Linked DNA regions of Homo sapiens: regions 1 and 3 are each linked to region 2. A link is a loop called in an ENCODE intact Hi-C map of the cell type or tissue named here. Cell type or tissue: endothelial cell of umbilical vein. All regions are shown on one strand. Links, peaks and the distances in the headings refer to the core of each region. The heading gives the core; the rest is flanking DNA. Region 1 has its middle 29 kb from the start of MIR466. Region 2 has its middle 40 kb from the start of GADL1. Region 3 has its middle 84 kb from the start of STT3B.

Region 1 (7,529 bases), core at 1,408-6,407, 200 kb after region 2:
AAAATCTGTTGCTTAGTGCAGCCATCTTCATCAATGAACTTAGATAGGTCTTCTCAGTAACTTGCTACAGCTTCTACATCAGCACATGCTGCTTCATCTTGCCCTTTTATGTTATGGAAATGGCTTCTTTCCTTAAACGTAATGAACTAACCTCTGCTAGCTTCCAACTTTTCTCCTGCAGCTTTCTCACCTCTTTGCCTTCATAAATGGCGTTAAAGTCTTGTTTTCGATTAGGCCTTGGTTTAAGGGAATGTGCTGGTTTGATCTATCCAGACCACTAAAACTTTCTCCATACAAGCAATAAGGCTATTTTACTTTCTTATTCATGTGTTTACTGGAGAAGCACTTTTAATTTCCCTCAAGAGCTTTTCCTTTGCATTCTCAACTTAGCTAACTGTGTGGTGCAAGAGGCCTAGATTCTGGCCAGTCTTGGCTTTCAACATCGCTTCTTTAAGCTTAATCATTTCTAGCTTTCGATTGAAAGTGAAAGATATGCAACTCTTCCTTTTACCTGAAGATTTAGAGGCTCTTGTAGGGTTATTAATTGTCCTAATTTCAGTATTTTTGTGTCTCATGAAATAAGGAGGCCTGAGGAGAGGGAGAGAAACAGGAGAATGGCCAGTAAGTGGAGCATTCAGAACACATATGATATTTATCAATTAAGTTCACTGTCTTATATGGGCATGGTTCACAGCACCCCACAACAATTACATAGTAACATCAAAGACCACTGGTCACAGATCATCATAACAAATATAATGATGATTCTTGAAATATTTTGGTAACATAAAAATTACCAAAATGCGACACAGAAACATGAAGTGAGCACATGCTGTTGGAAAAACTGACTTTCTTGATGCAGAATTGCCACAAACCTTCAATTTGTAAAAAGTGCAATATCTGAGAAGCTCAATAAAGCAAAGTGTAATATAATGAGGTATACCTGCATATCATAATTTCAAGAAAAGTTTCGTTTTTTTGTTTGTTTGTTTGTTTTTGAGATGGAGTCTCGTTCTGTCACCCAGGCTGGAGTGCAGTGGTGCAATCTCAGCTCACTACAACTTCTGCCACCCTGGTTCAAGTGATTCTCCTGCCTCAGCCTCCTGAGTGGCTGGGATTACAGGCACACACCACCATGCCTGGCTAATTTTTTGTATTTTTAGTAGAGATGGGGTTTTGCCATGTTAGCTGGATTGGTCTCAAACTCCTGACCTCAGGTGATCCACTTGCCTTGGCCTCCCAAAGTGCTTGGATTACAGGCATGAGCCACTGCACCCAGCCCAAGAAAAGTTTTTTAAAGAGTAATTTTATATTGTATTTCAAGCTGGTGAAGTGAAACCTACATATGAATGATTGTTAAAGTCTTAAATGTATTTATCAGAGCCCAGTGCTTCTAGCTGAAGATTCAGGACACATCTTCATTTTTCTACTTGATGCAGCTCATTCTCATAACCTAACCATTTTCTAAATTTTCTCTCAACAGAAATAATGTTACTTCACTTCTCCACACACTCTCTCCTCTAGCCTTCTCTGCATTTTTATTAGAAAATGCTAGAAATCTGTTAAAAGAGATGATCAAGCATGGATGGGAATGAAGGCATTCTCAATCTCCAGGACAACGACTTTAGGGCAAATTGATAGATTTGAGAGCAGATGGTACCCACCACACATGCCTTTCCCAAGGGAAATGAGGCCCAGCCTTTGGCATTGTCGCATCTATATTTAGCAGCCTGAATTTGCCTCATTGAGGTCTCGATGTGCACTTTACAAAGTGTCTTGGTACTGCTCACAATAGAGAAGTATCAAACCAAGAATATTCCTTTCAGCCACAGGGCCCTGCTTTCCACTGGACATGGCATATTCCCATGGCATGCCTTCATTTTTGCTCTGTGTGTGCATTTTTACCCTTTTCTTCCCTCTAATACTCTCCCTTATGTAGTTTTTTAAGGCAGGCTCTTTGGATCACTTAATTCTGTTCCAAAACTTGCCTCTGTCCTGCCGACAACTCCAAACTTTTCCCATTAAATTCCTGTTGGTTAAACACTTTTCTTGTCAAGTCCTCACTAAAAGATTTCAAATCCAGCTGAAAGAATTCCTTTGACTGCATAGAGAACTACTTCCTTCCCTGATACAACATGGGTCCAACGGCAATAGCCAGTGCCTATTTTAGGTGGGCTGCAGACCTTGAAACTTTCCAAATGTAAAATGTACCTAGATACAAGGATTTCTATGTATTACTAGAAAAAGTATGCCCTAGTAATACCCTTTGTTCTTTGCAGCATGACACCTAAATTACTTTATTCCAGCATAGTGCCTGACACATAAAATATGTTCAATATATGATGCAGAAGGAAAGAGAAAGAAAAACAGTAAGAAAGGGTGGAAGGGCAACATGAGACTAAGTATCTCTTTGTAGTCCAGAAGTCTCTTTTGCTTTTTTCAAAATTAACTTCTTTGGCAAAATATTCTGTAAAATAATTATTCTAAAATCAAAAAGAAAACCCACATATTACAGCCTCTTCTTGGATATTTGCACATGACACTATTAAAAGTGCTGGGAAGTCCTGCATCAGAGAAACATGTTTGATTCTGTTTCTTCCAGAGTATTCCATGGAATTCTCCTCTATGAATCCTTTTATTATAATCTATTCACATCCTACAGGACCAGTGTCTGTCAGAGGACACTTTGGCAAATGTAGCTTTAACTCAACTAGATATGATTTAGAGACTGCCAATGTAAACTGTTCCCTGCAAAGAGCTTCTGAAACCATAATTATCAACTACATAAATGCCTCTGAGCCTGCACCAGGATCATCCTGATTAAAATACTTGCTCATATGAAGTTAAGAGCATATGAACTATTATACTATAAATTTTGTGCATCCTAAATATACCCTGAGCCTTTGTTGGGAGGATGCTGTTGAGGATGCTGGCAGCTAAAGTCATGCCAGGCAGTATGGTTACAGTCAATGGGTGTGTAATGTTCCATTCTGGGGGTCATTAAAAATGAACCACATGATTGAGAGACACATTTATTTTTGTATCGTATGATCCTGGCATTCAGTTCCATTCTGCGTCATGAATTTAACACAGCCAAACAAAGCATTGATTACTCCCTTCAAATTCAGTTGGAGCCTGCCATGTTTAATGAGAGGGAAGCAAGAGATTATTGAGACCACAGTTTGCCAATGTCAGTTAGCCAATGATAAAGGCAATCTGAGCCTATATTACACAAAAAAGAATGGAAAGTTGGCCTGCTTGTGGTGTCCCTCATGCCACTGGGAGGGAGGCAAGTATATGACTTCTCAGATTTTTTTTTTTGTCACCAGATGAATAGTCTACCTGTTACCTCAGTGTGAGGATGGACTGACATCTAGTGGATAACCAGGTGATTGATATTTTTGTTATAAATTGCACTGTAGAAATGAGTAAGCTGCATAACAACGGTACTTGAGAAGGTAGAGTTTAAATAAAATTTGAATTATAAATATAGACTTTTTCCTCATGGTTGAGACCAGTTAATTAAATTTGTATTTAAAGTTAATATTATATTTTGAAGATGTTTCCCATTAACAATACTGTCCCATTGTCTTATGAAATAGTGGTCCATAATTAGACACCTACCAAAATTAACAACTATATATGTAAAGACAAATAACATAATGCCAGAAACACCCAAAAGATGGCATGGAAGGATTTTTATTTTATACATTTTTGGAAAAGAAAAATGTCTATTTCTCAAACACACATGCGTCAGTAGATTGTAGCCACCTGCCAGTAAGGAATTTAAGAATTTTAAGAAATTTGGCTAATAATTTACAAAGCTGAGTACAGTTGTCTCATGTGCTACTCTGATGGGGGAGAGAAGGGCAAAAGATAAGGTTTATGTGTCCAGTTTCCCTTGTATCATTGGTCAAGAGCATCTGTGATATTGATCTTACTTTTCTGGTTTATTGAATGATACCTTGTAGGAAGTAATTAGTGTTAAGATGTGAGGAGAAAAAGAGACAACATCTGTCTCTTCAATTCTTGAAGTGTGAACCAACTGAGAAATAAATTAAAGAAGTAAATTAGACAAAGATTTAAAAATACAAGTTTTATGCTTGGTAAAGCAGATTGAAGAATGCTGTTCAAACTCTGCCCAACATAGATCTTTCTAATACTGCCTTTTCCTCCTGGATTAAATGTATTCTGAAATAATTACAGTGCTTCTGTCCAGTTCTTATCTAGTGTCTATGTTCTCCAGAATTGTATGAATTTCTAACAACCTCTATATTTATCCTTCTCTAATATACAGTGGTAAAACATTATCAAAAACTTGGAAATAAGGTAAAGGGAAAGTAGGGTGTTTTCTCAATGCCATACTAGAATTTTGCTGAATAGGCCTACACAAAGGATTGTTTAATTTTCTAGGAGAATGTATCTGTTTTTGACTTACTACACATATGTTAATTTGTAGAATTTTGTACTGAAAGATTGAATATACAAATAGAAAGTTGCCAGACCATATATAAAAATAGACCTCTGATCCATAGCCTGCAAAAATCATCCCCGGAAACCAACCCATAATCTATAGGAAGCCAGCCTACTTCTGACTTATAGCCAGCCTGATTTACAGGAAATCAGACCACCATCTCTAGTAACCATCCAGGAAGCCAAAAAATAGCCCCTGTAACAATTGGCCCAAAATGGGTAGGACTAGATTAATAACTGACAGTTTCTTTAATTTCTGTTTCTGTTTTCAACTTAGTACTAGCCAGAGAAAGCCAAATATGCATCCCAACCAATCACATGGGATGCACCATTTCTAGTTAGCCTGCCTTCAGCTCCCCCATGACAGCAGCCTTCAATCAGAGTACCCCCAAAGCCTTCCCTTTTTACCACTATAAATAAGATTTTTCCTCTGCCTGCCTTTGAGTCTCTTCCAAAATACAAGTAATAGTGGCTGACTCCCTTGCTCAGCAAACTGTGAACAGTAGCCTTTGTTTCTTCTCATTTTGCTTGTTGTCATTTACTTCCATCTTCCACTAGAAAAGAGAACCTTAAAAGTTAATGTTTATTGCCCCATAGAACATTAACCAGTTTTCTATATAGCCTAGCAATCTTATTTTAACATTTTTTTTTGCTAGTGTCTAGAAATAACTGTTCCTCATATATTCTTGGAACCAGTTTTACTATCTCACTTGTTCTCTCATTAATAGGTTGACTAAATTGCTGACAAGTAGACGTTCTACATTTGCATGGCAATTATGCTTTTAACTCTTTGAAAATTACACATCGACAACAGAAAAGAAACAGAATGCCTGTGAGCATCTAAGAAGAAATTCATGTCTATATTTTACCTGTATTAAAAGCTGTGTTAACAGAGGAAACTGGATACTTATTAGGTCTACAAGGTGTCTTCAATTTATTTTAATGTTGTAAAATTGCTGTGCCATAGTTATTTGTTGAAGAGATTTACCAAACTTTCTCAGATCATGGTCTATTCGGAATTACATAGCTCCGAGTGACCCAACTTGAAACTTATATTCGTCAGTTTTTGCTATTTAACAACCCCCAAATCTTACCTTCAGCATTTATTTTTCTTACTCAAATGTATGCAAGTCAGTTTGGTGGTTCTGCTTTAGGTGTGGGTTGGGTTCAAATCTGCTCTACCTCTGGTCCAGAGACTACTAGGGACAAATTCTTCTCGTGGTGATGACAAGCAAGAGAACAAGCTCAGCCACACAAGCAAACCTCAGCTATGTCATGCTTGCTAGTATTCCACTGGCCAAAGTAAGTTACCTATCTAAGCCCCAGGTCAGGGGACAAGGGAGGTATACCCCTCCTACAGCAAGAAGCACTGCAAAGTCACATGTTAAAGTATGGACGTATACACCTCTAACAGGGAGGGAGTAATATAATCTAATCCACCGCAAAAACAAAACTGTAAAGGAAGAAAGAACACTGTTGATCAGTTTTCAGAGCACTGGCATATAGTCACAGACCAGATGTGGGAGAAGGCAAGTGGGGATAGGACTCATTTCCCAGAGTGAAAGACCCTCAGTTGGTGTAATCACAGATCTTGAAAATCTGCAGAGCTATTTGGCAGAGTGAAAATCATAATTTCAGAAGAAATTCACCACTAAGCATTAATCAAGCTTTAAGCCTTGTGGCAGCCTCTGTAATGCAAATCTCAGGATGTGTCAGAATAATTATGCACTTTTGCCCTATTGTGCTCCAGTTCCCAAAAGCATTGATTAAGGTAGAAGTAAACAATGCCCTACTAGCAGAAACCGAGTCCATGGAATTAGAGGACAAGTATATTCCGAATATACTAAGTAACATTTATGAAAATCTTATGCAACCCAATTCTGAGCAATGTATGATTCCCTTTTCTCTTTCATAAAACTAAATGAAAGCTAAAGTCTAATTCATTGATATGTTTATATATACTCCATAGTTGTCAAGAATTATTGTCTGTTAAAATGCCAGTAGCTTATTGATTGTAATAGATAGCTTATTAGGCTTAAATGTTATTTTTTATATAAACTTGACCAAACTTTGAAAATGCTCTATTAAACAAAATTAAGAGAGGTCATTGTTTTGGACCGAGCTTCTGCACTAAGGCCCCAGCAGACCAGACCAGACTGAAATGGGGTCACTAATGCTAAATGCCACATCATCAGACTGAAACTTTAAGAAAGCAAGCAAATGTCCAAACAGACCAATGTTTCCTGAAAACAAGAGATTCACAGCAATCAAGTCTACCTGAGTCAGCATAAGTTCCCTGTGCTTTAACCCTTCCAAGAAAAGTAACCTGTAGTAAACCAGTGTTAACCAACCTGCTTTTTAAAAAATTGTTCTGTTTCCTTGTTCCCACCTTACAAAAACCAACTGTTCTCTCATGCCCCGCAGAATACTATTCTATTTTATTAAATAACGTGTTGCCTGATTCTAGAATCACAAACAAAAGCCAATTAGATCTTTAAACTAATTTGGGGGGAGTGGTTGTAATTTTGTCTTTTGACAGCTCTTATAAAACTGATTAAATCCATTTTTTTACTTCCAATAAACGATAATCAATACCCTTTTCCATGTAGCCCACCCAAATATCTGTGTCTAATTACATGGCCAACTGTTGCAAAACTTTAGATACCTAAAAGGAAAATACTTCATTCTGCCGCCCAAGTTGTATTTTCACTAACCATTATATTCTTGAGATTCTCCCATTGATAACATGTGGTTTTAGTTAACTCATTTTCAGTGCTATATTGCTTTCCATTGTTCATATATTCCATTTTTAAAATTCAATTTTGTATTAATAATGATTTTGAATTATTACCACACTTTGTCACCCCAAAACATTCTTGTTTCTTATTCTGTCATCTATCTGTCATCTATTAGTGTCTCAATGCTAATACTTACTTCCTAACAGACATGCATCATGGTTGGAGTTTAGCCTTAACTTGTTGTAAAAATGGAGAAAGAGGGACTTGCTGGTGTGATCTGTTGCCCATCCACAACAACATCCTATTAATGATAAAGGC
Region 2 (7,529 bases), core at 1,595-6,594:
ACAGAAACAGAAAACCAAACACCGCTTGTTCTCGCTCATAAGTGAGCATTGAACAAGGAGAACACATGGACACAGGGAGGGGAATGTCACACACCAGGGTCTGATGGAGGGTGGGTGGCAAGGGGAGGGAAAGCATTAGGACAAATGCCTAATGCATGTGGTGCTTAAAATCTAGATGACGGGTTGGTAGGTGCAGCAAACCACCATGGCACATGTATATCTATGTAACAAACCTGCACATTCTGCACATGTATCGCAGAAATTAAACTAAAATTTGAAAAAAGAAAAGAGACCAACTTTCTATTAGAGCAAAAGTGTAGGAGAGTATATTGGCAGCTGAAGCAGGTGAATGCCGGGACAAAGCAGAAATGAACATATGTGTAGGTGACCCACCCTATGGCAGAGTTTAGAAAATTATCCCTTATTCCTTTCAAAGAAGAGCCCCCATTCCAGTGTTTCAGTGACCCAGTGATTTTAGATGTTCTTAGATATTGAAAATGTGTCTTCCTTCTCCAGCCCACTAAACCCCTGAACATATCTTCAGGTACCAGAGAAGAAGTCTCCTCATGACTACTACGTTCAATGCAGGAATGGAGACCTAGTGCATTCAAAGAGCTGGGCCAATACTTGGGCTGACTATGTGATACACTTCTCAGATGCTCTTGAAGAATTTGTGCAACATATATTTTCAGATGGACCTGCCTGGTAGACAGAAAGAAGGAGAGTGAAAGAAAAAAGAAAGTAGAGTAAGTTTCTGATTGTCTTATAGGTAATAAATGGGACTCAAAGGATATCATTTAAAGATGACAAATCAAATAGTAGAAGCATAAGTAAGGAAAAGGGAAAATGGAAACATTATAAAAGACGTTAACATATATGCAAATACTGGAAAAAAATACAAACTTTTTCCTAAACACCAAAAAGAGAAAAATTTTAAAGCAAAGACAGGCTACCTAGGGTCAACATCCCACAAAAATATGTAACAAAATGCACACAGCATTAAGTGGGCAAAACGTAAGTAAGGGTAACCTAAAAAACAACATTAATGTAGGTAATATAGATGTTCATTAAGCTTTAGACTCTAATAATTGAAAACACACTTTCTCAAGTACATATAGTAAAACTGATGTTAGCTTACAAGTAAACCACAATAAATTCCATAAAACAGAAAAAATAACAGCATTATCTGATAACATTTCAATAAAGCTAGAAATAAATAACAATACAAAATTAAAGCAGAGATTTCAACCCGAAAATGAAAAATCTCTATAAACTCTTGCAATAATCAAAATTAAGAATTTCGGGATAAAATAATGATAATTACAAACATTAGTTGAGCAGTGCTAGGTGATGATGGTAAAAATGACAGTAATCATAACAAAAATAATGGTATTGAGTATTTTTTACTTCATATGTGAAACAGAAATATTTTCATATATTTAATTATATACATACCCACACATAAACATAATTATATATAAATGTATAGGTGTGATCACGTATCAGTGTGCTAGGACTGCCATAACAAAGTACCACAGACTGGGTGGTTTAAACAACAGAAATTTATTTCCTCACAGTTCTGGAGGCTGGGAGCCCAAGTTCAAGACGTCGGCAGGGTTGATTTCTTCTGAGTTCTCTCTCCTTGGCTTGCAGATGGCTGTCTTCTCCCAGTGATGTCTTCACATGGTCTTCCTTCTGTGTATATCTGTATATTAATTTTCTCTTTTTACAAAGACACTAGTCATATTGGATTAAGGCCCACACCAACGGCCTCATTTAACCGTATTACCTCTCTAAAGGCCCTATCTCTAAATACAATAACATTCTGAAGCCCTTGACGGGTTAAGACTTCAACATTTGGACTTTGGGGAGGACACCATTCAGCCCACAACAGATTATAAGCACTTTTATTGTGGCCTTTTCTTTCTTTCTCCTTTCTTCTTAATTCCCTTATCTGTTTTTCATGACCACATAGTTCTCTCCTCCCTCAGGGTAATCCGTGGCATGCATATTTCCATGTTACTTTTCCATACTCATAATAAACATACATGCACATAAATCTGTAGGCACACATACATATTTATATTTATATATAGAAGGGCTTTTTAAATGCACAAAAGTGACACACATTATTCACCCCTTTCTGCATTTTATTTTTCATATTCCACCATACCTCATAAAATGTCTCCATGAAGAATTCTAACTCATTCGTCTTGAGAACTGAACAATATTCACAGCATCCCATGGTGTATATGTGCCAATCCACTCATCTGTTTCTCTGATAGTTTTGTAGGCACTAGAAATCATGCTGCATGAACACCCATGTACACACACCTCTGTGCACTGCTGCTTTTATTACCATGGGATAGATTCCAGAAGTGAGATTTCTAGTTTGAAGGATACATATATTTCTTTATTTTTTTCTTTTCTTTTTTTTTTTTTTTTTTTTTTTTTTTTTTTTTTTTTTTGAGATGGAGTCTTGCTCTGTTACCCAGGCTGGAGTGCTGTGGCACAATCTCAGCTCACTGCAACCTCTGCCTCCTGGGTTCAAGCGATTCTCCTGCCTCAGACTCCTGAGTAGCTGGGATTACAAGCGCACACCACCATGCCCAGCTAATTGTTTGTGTTTTTAGTAGAGACGGGGTTTCACCATGATGGCCAAGCTTGTTTTGAACTCCTGACCTCAAGTGATCTGCCCACCTTGGCCTCCCAAAGTGCTAGGATTACAGGTGTGAGCCACTGCGCCTGACCAGGATACACATATTTCTAGTTTCACTAGGTGTTGCCAACTTGGCTTCCAAAGTGGCTGTAACACTCCACACTCCCATGAGGCTGGAATTTTATCCCTCTTTTAAAGCTCAAGAAGCTGAAAAGCAGAGAAGATAATGTGTTCATGCTTATTAGCAGTGGAGGTGAGGTACAAACTACACCTGCCTTGCTTGCAAACCAGTGCTTTTACCACCCCAGTACTCAGCCTCCCAAAGTGACAGGCATCTGTCCTGCAGCAGCCAGGTGTGTGCATGTCAGGGTGAAGAACTGCTTTTCCCCTGATCCTTTTGTCCACTAGGCTGGCTGTACCCTCTCTGTGGCCTGCTGAGCCACAGGTGCTGGGTTTGTACTGTTTACAACATAAAATTGCCCCCTCATGAAGTATAATGATGCACAATTTGTAAGAATAAGGATCCTCCAGGAGCAAAAGTGGGTACTAGAGCTTGATGCCACTAAATGTTATCTGAGAGGTCATAAGAGATAGCTAGTGCAGTGAGAAATTGGGGCCTCTTCTACCTGATTAAACACATTATCCAAATAATGCATATGAAAGTAGAAGGGGAATGAGAAGCAGGTGCTGTGGTCGGTTTTCTTATCGCTCTCCCTTTTAGTTATCGTTTTTTTTGTAAATAACAAACGTGCCATTCAACTAAGTCTTGCTTACTTAGCACATTTTTGAGAGAGGGAAAGAGATTGAAAGTAGCATTAATTTTAAGAATAAACAAGCTGATGCATCTTTCTGTAGCTGTTGTTGGAGTTCGTTTTGAGAATACAATTATGCCTCTAGACATGTACACTGGAAAAGGTTAGCTATAATAATTCAAACAGCATTGCCGTAAAAACATCCTTTCCAAATACGTTGGAGAAAAAGCAAACAAGTTTCTTTTGTGACCACAGGGGGAAGCATCAGCATGGCGTTTGAACAGTTTCACAGCTTACAGGAGAGGTGTTCCTCCTATTTGTGAGTTATGGCAGGAGCAACATGAATAATAACATTTTATTTTCTCCTTGGAAAAATAGAGGGCAGGTCGACATGGGAATGGCAAAACTGTAAAATTCAACAGGTCTAATTCACACTTGATCATGAGCACACGAGTAATGGGACGGGACTTTTGGGGTCTTTAGCAGAGAGGAAACTTGTAGGAAAAATAAGAAGCAAGAAAAACCAGAGTGATCCAGTTCTGTACGATGTGGCAATATTGTATAATTCTTCTAATCTTAAACCTTCTCTTAAACAATTCTTTAAATAACTGAGCTTTTCTTGTTTTCCTTTAATAGCTGTTAAAGTCACTTGAAATGAATGCTCTAGTTTAAACTAAAAAATACCCAGGAAGTGACCATTTAAAAACCAAAAACAAATCTAACCGTATATTTTTAGTCTATATAGCCTTCTTCAATTAGTTTCATATTTTGTCCATTTTATGCCACGACTTGTAGCTTTCTACATGGCTAATGATGCTAATAATAAATTTTGTATAGCATCTTCAACTTTTTCTAAAAGCAGGGTTTTATTTTTTATTTATATTTTTCAGAGACAAGATCTCACTTTGTCACCCAGGCTGGAGTGCAGTGGTCTGATCTTACTCACTGCACCTCTAACTCCTGGGTTCAAGGGATCCTCCTGCCTCAGCCTACAAAGTAGTGAGGACTACAACCATCTGCCACCACACCCAGCTAATCAGAGCGGTCTGTTCACAAATTTCCAGTGAGGCTGGAAACTGGGTATAATTATCTTCAGTTTACAAGTGTGCAGATCAATTAAGTCACCTACTCAAAGTCACATAACTGGGAATAGACTCAGAAAGAACCTAAACCTTCAGATGCCTAGCCCAGGCACTTTCCATTATGTTACACTTCATACAAACAGCGACATAGATTAATAATTAGTGTTTACTAACTTTTGCCTGAAATAACCAAGCTCTGGAATGACTAGACACCAGTTAGCAGTGGCTAAATGAAATGCTGTTTGAGAAGGATTATAAAGCTATATTATAAAGCCATCAGAGCCGTGATGGATGGGATGATAATATCCGTCATGTGTGAGGAGGGGGTTATGCTAACATACAAGCCACGTATTTCCGAATCCTGAAAATTCCAAGATCCTTATTCCGCATTTTGACCGTCATTTTCATTTGCTGTCAACCCAATGTCATGGTCACTTCCTGGACCATTTTTCAGACTAAACCATGTCTAAACTCTCCTTTTTTTCCTACCTCTGTCTACAATCTCTTCTTCTTCCATCTTCCTCAGTACTTGCTCTCACACCTTTGTTATTTAACTTAAGAAACACTCCCCAAAATTCCTCCACCACTTTCTTTTTATTATTATTACTATTTGTTGTTGTTGTTGTTGTTATTTCAATAGTTTTTGGGGAACAGGTGGTGTTTGGTTACATGAATAAGTTCTTTAGGGGTGATTTCTGAGATTTCCGTGCACCCATCACCCAAGCAGTGTACACTGCACTTAATGTGTAGTTTTTTATCCCTCGGCCCCTCCCACCCTTCCCCCCAAGTCCCCAGAGTCCATTATATCATTCTTATGCCTTTGTGTCTTCATAGCTTAGCTCCCACTTATAAATGTGAACATAAGATGTTTGGTTTTTCATTCCTAAGTTACTTAGAATAATGGTCTCCACTCCATCCAGGTTGCTGTGAATGCCATTATTTCCTTCCTTTTTATGGCTGAGTAGTATTCCATGGTAAATATATACCACTTTTTTTTTAAATCCACTTGTTGGTTGATGGGCATTTATGTTGGTTTCATGTTTTTGCAACCGTGAATTGTGTTGCTATAAACATGCATGTGCAAATGTCTTTTTCACATAATGACTTTTCCTCTGGGTAGATACTCAGTAGTGGGATTGCTGGATCAAATGGTAGACCTGCTTTTAGTTCTTTAAGGAATCTCCATACTGTTTTCCGCAGTGGTTGTACTAGTTTACCTTCCCGCAAGCAGTGTCAAAGTAGTCCCTTTTCACCACATCCACGCCAACATCATTTTTTTAAAAAATTATGGCCATTCTTGCAGGAGTAAGGTGGTATCACATTGTGGTTTTGATTTTCCTTTCCCTGATAATTGGTAATGTTGAGCACTTTTTTCATATGTTTTCTGGCCATTCGTATATCTTCTTTTGAGAATTGTCTATTAATGGCCTTACCCCACTTTTTGATGGGATTATTTGCTTTTTCTTGCTGATTTGAGTTCCTTGTAGATTCTGGATATTAATCGTTTGTCAGACACATAGTTTGTGAATATTTTCTCCCACTCTGTGGGTTGTCTGTTTACTCTGCTGATTACTTCTTTTGCTGTGCAGAAGCTTTTTAGTTTAATTAAGTCCCATCTATTTATCTTTGTTTTTGTTGCATTTGCTTTTTGGTTCTTGGTCATGAAGTCTTTGCCTAAGCCAATGTCTAGAAGAGTTTTTCTGATGTTATATTCTAGAATTTTTATGGTTTCAGGTGATAGATGGAAGTCTTTAATCCATACTGAGTTGATTTTTGTATAAGGTGAGAGATATGAGGATCCAGTTTCATTTTTTCTACATGTGGCTTGCCAATTACCACCACCATTTGTTGAATAGGGTGTCCTTCCCCCACTTTGTTTTTGTTTGCTTCATTGAAGATCAGTTGGCTGTAAGTGTTTGGCTTTATTTCTGGGTTTTCTATTCTGTTCCATTGGCCTGCATGCCTATTTTTACACCAGTATCATGCTGTTTTGGTAACTATATCCTTATACTGTAGTTTGAAGTCAATGTGATGCCTCCAGATTTGTTCTTTTTGCTTAGTCTTGCTTTGACTATGTGGGCTCTTTTTTTTGTTCCGTATGAATTTTAGAATTGGTTTTTCTAGTGCTGTGAAGAATGATAATGATATTTTGATCAGAATTTCATTGAATTTATAAATTGCTTTTGGCAGTATGGTCATTTTTACAATATTGGTTCTACCCATCCATGAGCGTGGGATGTGTTTCCATTTGTTTGTGTTGTCTATGACATCTTTCAGCAGTGTTTTGGATTTTTCCTCATAGAGATCTACAGGGAAAACTCTTTCAATTTCACCTCTTTGGTTAGGTATATTCCTAAGGTTTTTTCTGTTTTTGTTTTTTCAGCTGTTGTAAAAGGGGTTGAGCTCTTGATTTGATTCTTAGCTTGGCTGCTGTTGATGTTTAGCAATGCTACTGATTAGTATACATTGATTTTAGATCCTGAAACTTTACTGAATTCATTTATCAAATTTAGGAGCTTTTTGGATGAGTCTTTAGAGTTTTCTAGATGTACAATCATATTTTCAGTGAACAGCAACAGTTTGACTTCCTCTTTACCAATTTGTATACTCTTTATTTCTTTCTCTTGTCTGATGGCTCTGGCTAGAACATCCTGTACTGTGTTAAATAGAAGTGGTGAAAGTGGGCATCCTTGTCTTGTTCGAGTTCTCAGGAGGAATGCTTTCAACTTTTTCTGGCTCCATATGATGTTGGATATGGGTTTATAATAGATGGTTTTTATTCCCTTAAAATATGTCCTTTCTATTCCCATTTTGCTGAGGGTTTTAATCATAAAGGGATGATGTATTCCATCACATATTTTTTTCTGCATCTATTGAGGTGATCATAAGATTTTTTTTTAATGCTGTTTATGTGGTGTATCATATTTATTGACCTATGTATGTTAAGCCAATCTGCATCTCTGGTATGAAACCCACTTGATCATGATGTATTATCTTTTCGATATGCTGTTGGATTCAGTTAGCTAGTATTTTGTT
Region 3 (7,529 bases), core at 1,065-6,064, 510 kb after region 2:
TTTGGTTTTCACTGCCAGCTGGATTCCTCAGTTTTCTATTCCATGTCACCTCCCCATGGTGCTAGCTCAAACTTCACAGCTTGGTGGTCTCAGGTGGTCGGGTTACTTACATGGCAACTGGTTACTGCTGGGGACAAGCAGACACTGCTAGGCATCTTAAAAGACAGGCCTGGAATTAGGCCAGAATCATTTCTACCATGTCTGTTTGTCGAAGCAAGTTATAAGGCCAACTCTGATGGGAGGGGAAATAGACCCCTCCCTGGTGGGTGGAGTGGTTTGTGCAAACATGGAGGAAACGAATGGGAGGCAGCCACCTTTAAAAACCAGTTACTACACTCCGCTCCCTGTCCTCCTTGCTCTTTTACAGCTTTCTCCTGGGAGCACTTTCTAAATGAAATCACCTACACATAAACTCTCATCTCAGAGTCTTGCCTCTGGGAAACCTGACCCTAAGATAAAGCTTATTTCAATCCAAAGATTTCAGCCTCCTGTTCTAGGAAGGTTTGTTACTAATGTGGACTAAATCCAAGTCTCCATGCTGACATCTGCAAAACCCCAGGAGCAAGCATTATAACTCTAAATCAGGGGATCCCCAATTTGGGATACTCACTACAAACACTTCGGAGCTCAAGAAAAAAAAAAAAAAAAACCTTTATGTTTGGGACCTACTCCAGGGATTCTGAATTCACTGGGCTGGAATAAGATGTATGCATGGATATTTTCAGTATTTTTTTAAAGTTCCCCTGCTAATTCTAATGTGGAGTCCAGGTTAGGAACCACTGTTCTGGCCAGGTGCAGTGGCTCACACCAGTAATCCCGCACTTTGGGAGGCCCAGGTGTGTGGATCACGAGGTCAAGAGATTGAGACCATCCTGGCCAACATGGTGAAACCCCGTCTATACTAAAAATACCAAAATTAGTTGGGCGTGGCAGCACACACCTGTAGTCCCAGCTACTCAGGAGGCTGAGGCAGGAGAATCACTTGAACCCAGGAGGCAGAGGTTTCAGTGAGCCGAGATCGCACAATTGCACTCCAGCCTGGCAACAGAGCAAGACTCCATCTCAAAACAAAAAACAAAAAACAAAAAAAACCCACTGTTGTAAGTAGTTCAAGCCATGAAGACTGTGTGTGGGAAAAAGAGGATGAAAATACCACAAGGTATCCTGTGAAGGCAAAAAATAAATAACCCTTAACCAAATCACCTCTTGCCCTGGGGCCAAAATCTTATAGCTGCCATCAAATAACATGGGTTGCAAATCTGGTTTTCAAATCCAGTTGCTCTAGGTTTAGGAGCGGAGAGGCTTCTTTTACATGTCTTGTCTGAATAAAAGTCACATACATATACTCTACTAGTTCAGTTTAGAAAAATTAATTCCAGTCATTGTGTACCCTTTGCCTTATGGCCTACAGCATATTAAATGTTATTTCTAAATCCTACTACAGTTTTATAGAAATAGTAATATCTAGCCTTCTCTTTACTAGGGACAAAGAACAATCTTGGTTATATTCGCACCTGAGTTGGAAAAAACAACTTTCAGTGCCATTTATTAAACTTCAAGAGTGTAATCTGATTATTAAAGTTCCATAGTGTAGAATAATATTTCAGAGTATAAAGGACTCACAGACACTTTTCCTGGCTAATTCCACAATCAATAGGACAAAATTTTCCCTTTTCTTCTTGCTGAGTCTCTTAATCTTTAAATGATACAGAGGAGAGAGTGTTCTAACTTCCTGTAATTACATTTTCTTGTTAAACTTTATCCTTAGTCCTGATTCTCAATTTGGTTTCTATAATCACTGGTTTTTATTCTATAAAACTTTGTTTTGTAATTAGCAAGATAGAGATCAATGTAACACAAAATATGTGCTAACACAGAACCAGGTTTTGCTCTTCCATGCATGAACGCCAAGTGTAGAGAAGATAACCTGCAAAAACAGTTCAAGGGAAACTTGATCTCATCCCAGAAATAACAGCCTCCTCTTTCATGGGAGGCAGCAATCTTAAAATGTTGCATTTCAACACTGTACCTCCCCTTCTTGCCAGGAATTATAACATAGTAACATCTCTGAAATGGTGATATGTCTTATAATTGTCATCGTTTAATTGGCAGGTTTTTTCCTTTCATAATGGTAAATAAAATAATGGTAAATAAAATAAGACCTTAAAACTGACAGTGTCTTAGTTTTGATGAAATATGGCAATCCACACTCACCCAGCTAAAGAAAGCATGGAATAAATTTCAAATTAAAATGCAGATATGTGAAAGGCAAAAAGAAAAAATTGAATTTCCTGTCTAATGTAGCCCCTTTTGGACCCTATCAGGAGCAAACAGCAATAACCAAAGCTTGGAGTGCTATATGCAGGTCACTACATATGCCTTCTCTCACCTATTGCAATTTTGAGAATATTGCCCACATTTAGGATAAGCTCTAAGAGACTATCTTAACAGTATAGGTGTTTTTTTGTTTTGTTTTGTTTTGTTTTTTAAGATGGCTGACTAGAGGCATTGTAAGCATGCCTCATCCACTTAGAATTACCAAAAAATATGTAGACAGTCTTTTTTTTTTTTGAGCTGGAGTCTCCCTCTGTCGCCAGGCTGGAGTGCAGTGGCACGATCTCAGCTTACTGCAACCTCCGCTTCCCGGGCTCAAGCGATTCTCCTTCCTCAGCCTCCTGAGTAGCTGGGATTACAGGCGCCTGCCACCACGCCCAGTTAATTTTTGTATTTTTAGTAGAGACGGGGTTTCACCATGTTGGCCAGGATGGTCTCGATCTCCTGACTTTGTGATCTGCCCATCTCTGCCTCCCAAAGTGCTGGGATTACAGGCAGGAGCCACTGTGCCCCGCCAACATTCACATTTTAAACACATTATCCAAGGTGGAATGTGGGAGTCTGACAGAAAAAAAAAATGATAGGAAACACTAAAATCTAGGAAGGAGAAGGAAAATGTGCAGCTTCTGTGGCTAGGATTGGCCCGGAACTGGTAGTGAATCCCTCAGTACAGGGGAAGGTGAGTGAGTGTCTTCCTACAATTTACCTTCTCACTTGGGAACTGTACTATCCAAGCCATAGGAGAAACACTTTGAGTCTTCTAAGCCCTGATTCTGACTTGGGAGCAGCCAGGAGACTGTAGGAAGGAACCCCAAGGAGGGAACACACTTTGGGTCTCACACTCTTTCTGGGACCTGAGGAGCTACAATAAAACACCATTCTTGATCCTTGCTTTTAACAGACTATGCTCAGTCCTGGAAACCAGTGGCACCAGTCCCGGGCATTGGGGAAACTCAGGCTGCTGCTTCCAGAGTGGGGCATGGGGCCTAGGTAGGGGTGTGGGGGAGGCTTTTGCAAACGGGACTGAGAAGCAAGTGTGCTGTGGGCTGCAGCTGCTGGTGCTACATGTGGACAACTCCTCCACTTGTCCTGAGTAAGACAAGAGTTGCTGCAGAAACTTGGACATGAGCTGGGAAGAGGGCCCCCATGGCCCAGCGCTGAGTTCCAGGCTAGGCATGAACTACCAGGTCTGACTGAACAGCCAGGATGGGGGAGGGATCCCCCAGCTGCAACAGCCAGGATGGGGGAGGGAGCCCCACAAGCACTGGGGCATGAAAAGGACATAAGTCCCCCAGCTGCTGGCCAAGGCTGTGGCTGCTGAGACTGCTGGGACTGGCCACCCCCACCACATGGTAAGACCTCACTGTAGTGGTGGTTGCCCCTCACCCAAGCATTTCTCCAGGGCCCAAGGATCAACCCACCTCACCCCCAACTCCTCATCACAGCTAGTCCATGCACTCATCATTGGGGGACCTGTGCACAAGTTTGCCTGGTCTGGCTCTGCTTGGCTTCACCCCACCCTCTGAGACAGAGTGCAGGATCCATGGTCCTGGGGGTTCCATAACCCAATCCACCACCTGGGGCACCTAAGCATTTATCCTGGGGGACAGAGGCTGGACACAAACAACATATCACTACCACCTCAAGTATCTGCAGGTGCTTGCTTCTACCTGCAAGCACCACCTAGTGGCCTGGAAGCCAGCCTGCATGGCCCAGAAGCCAGCCTGCATGGCCCATTGCAACTGCCAACACAAAAGCACAGCACTTGGGAATCAGAAGAGCATCTCACCACTACTGCTACCACCATTGCCCACATCATGTGGCTGCCCAGGAACCCAAGAGCCTACTCACCCAACCAGTCCACCACTACCACAACCAGCATTGAGAAAGGCACCCAGAGCCCAAAAATCAGCCTGCTTGGAACCACCAACACAAGTATCAGAATACACTGCCACAGAACACAAGGATAGACATGCTTAGCCCCACTGAAAGCTAAAGACAGACCAATCTGGCATTCCAGACCCTAGCACAAGTTCACCACAGCCTCCACCAATAACCGCACCCTAACACACCAAGGAAACCACAGATACCACTGATGCTATTTATAGCCAATGAAATTATAGTAGTCTTCCCTACTCCATGCACCCAAAAGCAAACCCAACCAACATCATAGTCACATATTCAGGAAAAAGCCCCCCCAGTGAAGGAAAATTCAAAAATAAAGAGAAGCAAATGCTGTAAAGACATAAGAAACATGAAAAAGCAATATGACATCCTCAAAGGAACACAATAATTCTCCAGCAATAGATCCTAACCAAAAAGCAATCCTCAAAATGCCAGATAAAGAATTCAAAATATTTATTTTTAAAAGTTCAATGATGCAAGAGAAATATGAAAAGCAATACAAAGAGCTCAAAACTCAATTCAGGAAATAAGTGAAAAATTTATCAAAGAGATAAATATCTTTTTGAAAAAAACAGACATTCTGGAACTGAAAAAGTCATCAAAGCAAGAACAAAATACAATCGAAAGTTTCAAAAATAGACTAGGCCAAGCAGAATAGAGAATTTCAGAACATGAAGACAAATATTTTGAAATAATCTAGTCAGGCAAAAAATAAAGAAAAAAGATTTTTTAAAAAATGAACAAAGCCTTTGAGATACTTGGGACTACAAAAAGCAACTGAATGTATTAATTGTTAGTATCCCTGAGGGTAAAGAGAAATTGAAAGGCTTAGAAAACCTACTTAACAAAGTAATAAATGAAAACTTCACAATTCTAGGAAGAGATTTAAATATCCAGATATAGGAGTCTCAATGATCCCCAGAAAATACAATGCAAAAAGTACTTCACCATGGCCTATTGCAATTCAGGCTGTCTAAAGTCAAAGTGACAGTACAAATTCTAAAGTCAGCAAGAGAAAAACATTTTATCATCTATAAAGGAAACCCTCTATCTGACTAAAAGCTAATTTCTCAGCAGAAACTTTACAGACCAGGAGAAAATGGGATGATATATTCAAAGCACTAAAAGAAAAACACTGTTAGCCAAGGATACTATGTCCAGAAAATTTATCTTTCATAAATAAAGGAAAAATAGTCTTTCCCAGACAAGCAAAAGCTGAGGAAGTTCATCACCTCTAGAGCAGCCCTCCAATAAATGCTTAAGAAAGTTCTATACTCAGAAGCAAAAGATTAATAGCTACCATCATGAAAACACTCAAAAATATAAAAGGCATTGATAGAGCAAGCAAACAAGGAAGAGGAAATTAGCAAATGTTACCACTGTAGAATACCAACAAACTACAATAGTAAACAATAACAGAGAAATAAAGGGAAAAAATAATATATATAATTACCAGAAATCAAGTAACAAAATAACAGGAATAAGCCCTGATATATCAGTAATAGCCCTGAATGTAAACAAATTAAACTTTCCACTTAAAAAAAAATATAGACTTGCTCAATGGATTTTTTAAAATGACTCAAGTATAGGCTGCCTACAAGAAACTCATCTCATCTGTAAAAACATGTACAGACTGAAAGTAAAGGCATGGAAAAAGAAGCTACATGCAAACAGAAACCAAAATTAGGCAGAGTAGTTATATCAGATAAAACAGACTTTAAATCAAAAACAGTAAAAAGAGACAAAGAATCTCATTATATATTGATAAAAGGATCTATTCAGTAAGAAGATATAAAAATTCTAAACATATGTACCCAAAACTGAAGCACCCATATATATAAAGCAAATATTATTAGATTTAAAAGAAAAGACAGGCTCCAATACAACAATAGATAGGAATTTCAACACCCCATTCTCAGCATGAGACAGTTCATCTAGACAGAAAATTAACAGAGAAATATTGAATTTAAACTGCACATTAGACCAGAAGGACCTAAAAATCATTTACAGAACATTTCATCCAGTGGCTGCATAATACACATTTTTCTCATCAGCACATGAAACATTATCCAGGTTAGACCATATGTTAGAACACAAAACAAGTCTCAACAAATTTCAAAAAATTGAAATCAGACCACAATGAAATAAAGCTAGATATCAATAGCAAAGCGAACTCTGGAAATGATACAAATACATGAAAATTAAACAACATGCTCCTGAATGACTGAATGAAAGAAATAAGGAGTAAATAAAAAAATTCTTGAAACAAACAAAAATCAAAACCCAATATGCCAAAACCTACAGGATACAGCAAAAGAGTGCTAAAAGGGAAGTTTGTAGCAATAAATGCCTACACCAAAAAAAAAAAAAAAAATAGAAAGACTCCAAATAAAGAAACTATTGATGCATCTCAAGGAACTGGAAAACAAGAACAAACCAAACCCTTGGTAGAAGGAAAAAAAGAAAAATCAGAGCAGAACTAAACTAAATAGAGACCAAAAATACATATATACACACAAGGGATCAGTGAAACAAAAAGTTGGTTTTTTGAAAAGATAAACAAAATCAATAAACTACTTGATATGCTAACCAGGAAAAAATGAGAGAAAACCCAATAAAATCAGAAATGAGAAAGGAGGCATGATAAATGATACCACAGAAATACAAAAGATCATCAGAGACTATTATGAACAACCATACATTCACCAACTAGAAAACCTAGAGGAAATTAATAAATTCCTAGAAGCATGCGACCTCCCAAGATTGAACCAGGAAGCAATAGAAGACCTGAACAGTCCAATAATGCACAGAACATTAAATCCATAACAAAAAAATCTCTGAACTAAGAAAAGCCCAGGACCAGATATATTCATAGTAAAATTCTATCAAACATACAAAGAAGAATTAATCTCAATCCTTCTGAAACTGTTCCAAAAAACTGAGGAGGTGGGAATTCTTTCTAACTCATTCTACAAGGCCAGTATAACCCTGATACCAAAACCAGACAAGCACACAACAGAACACAGAAAACTACAGACCAATATCCCTGATGAACATAGGCACAAAAATTAAAAAAAACTAGCAAATTAAATCCAATGACACATCAGAAAGACAGTATACCACACTCAACTGGGTTTTATACCGGGAATACAAAGATGGTTCAACATACACAAATCAATAAATGTGATACATTACATAAACAGAATTAAGGACAAAATCCATATGATCATCTCAATAGATGCAGGAAAAGCATTTCACAAAATCCAGTATCCCTTCATGATAAAAACCCT

The links. A loop is a pair of places that touch in the nucleus more often than their neighbours do. Peaks named below come from ENCODE experiments on the same cell type or tissue, not always from the same donor. Only the 100,000 strongest peaks of a DNase experiment are listed, where the experiment ranks them.
Region 1: it touches region 2 in a loop (9-fold over the local background); 13 of 110 quality-filtered maps call a loop at or near these places.
Region 3: a loop joins it to region 2, with 2.4 times the contacts of the local background. A loop is called at or near these places in 6 of 110 quality-filtered maps.

The regions. Positions count from the first base shown.
Region 1 is chr3:31,128,989-31,136,517 of GRCh38, forward strand. No RefSeq gene overlaps it. Among named protein-coding and RNA genes, the nearest start is that of MIR466, 29 kb to the right of the region's middle. In endothelial cell of umbilical vein, for the core only: a CTCF peak has its summit at 3,356 (motif pointing left); a DNase peak (open chromatin) is centred at 3,363.
Region 2 is chr3:30,930,673-30,938,201 of GRCh38, forward strand. No RefSeq gene overlaps it. Among named protein-coding and RNA genes, the nearest start is that of GADL1, 40 kb to the left of the region's middle. In endothelial cell of umbilical vein, for the core only: no CTCF peak of the experiment used is centred there; a DNase peak (open chromatin) is centred at 3,679; H3K27me3 peaks cover 148 bases.
Region 3 is chr3:31,444,679-31,452,207 of GRCh38, forward strand. No RefSeq gene overlaps it. Among named protein-coding and RNA genes, the nearest start is that of STT3B, 84 kb to the right of the region's middle. RefSeq lists a silencer at 3,991-4,169. In endothelial cell of umbilical vein, for the core only: a CTCF peak has its summit at 4,025 (motif pointing left); no DNase peak of the experiment used is centred there.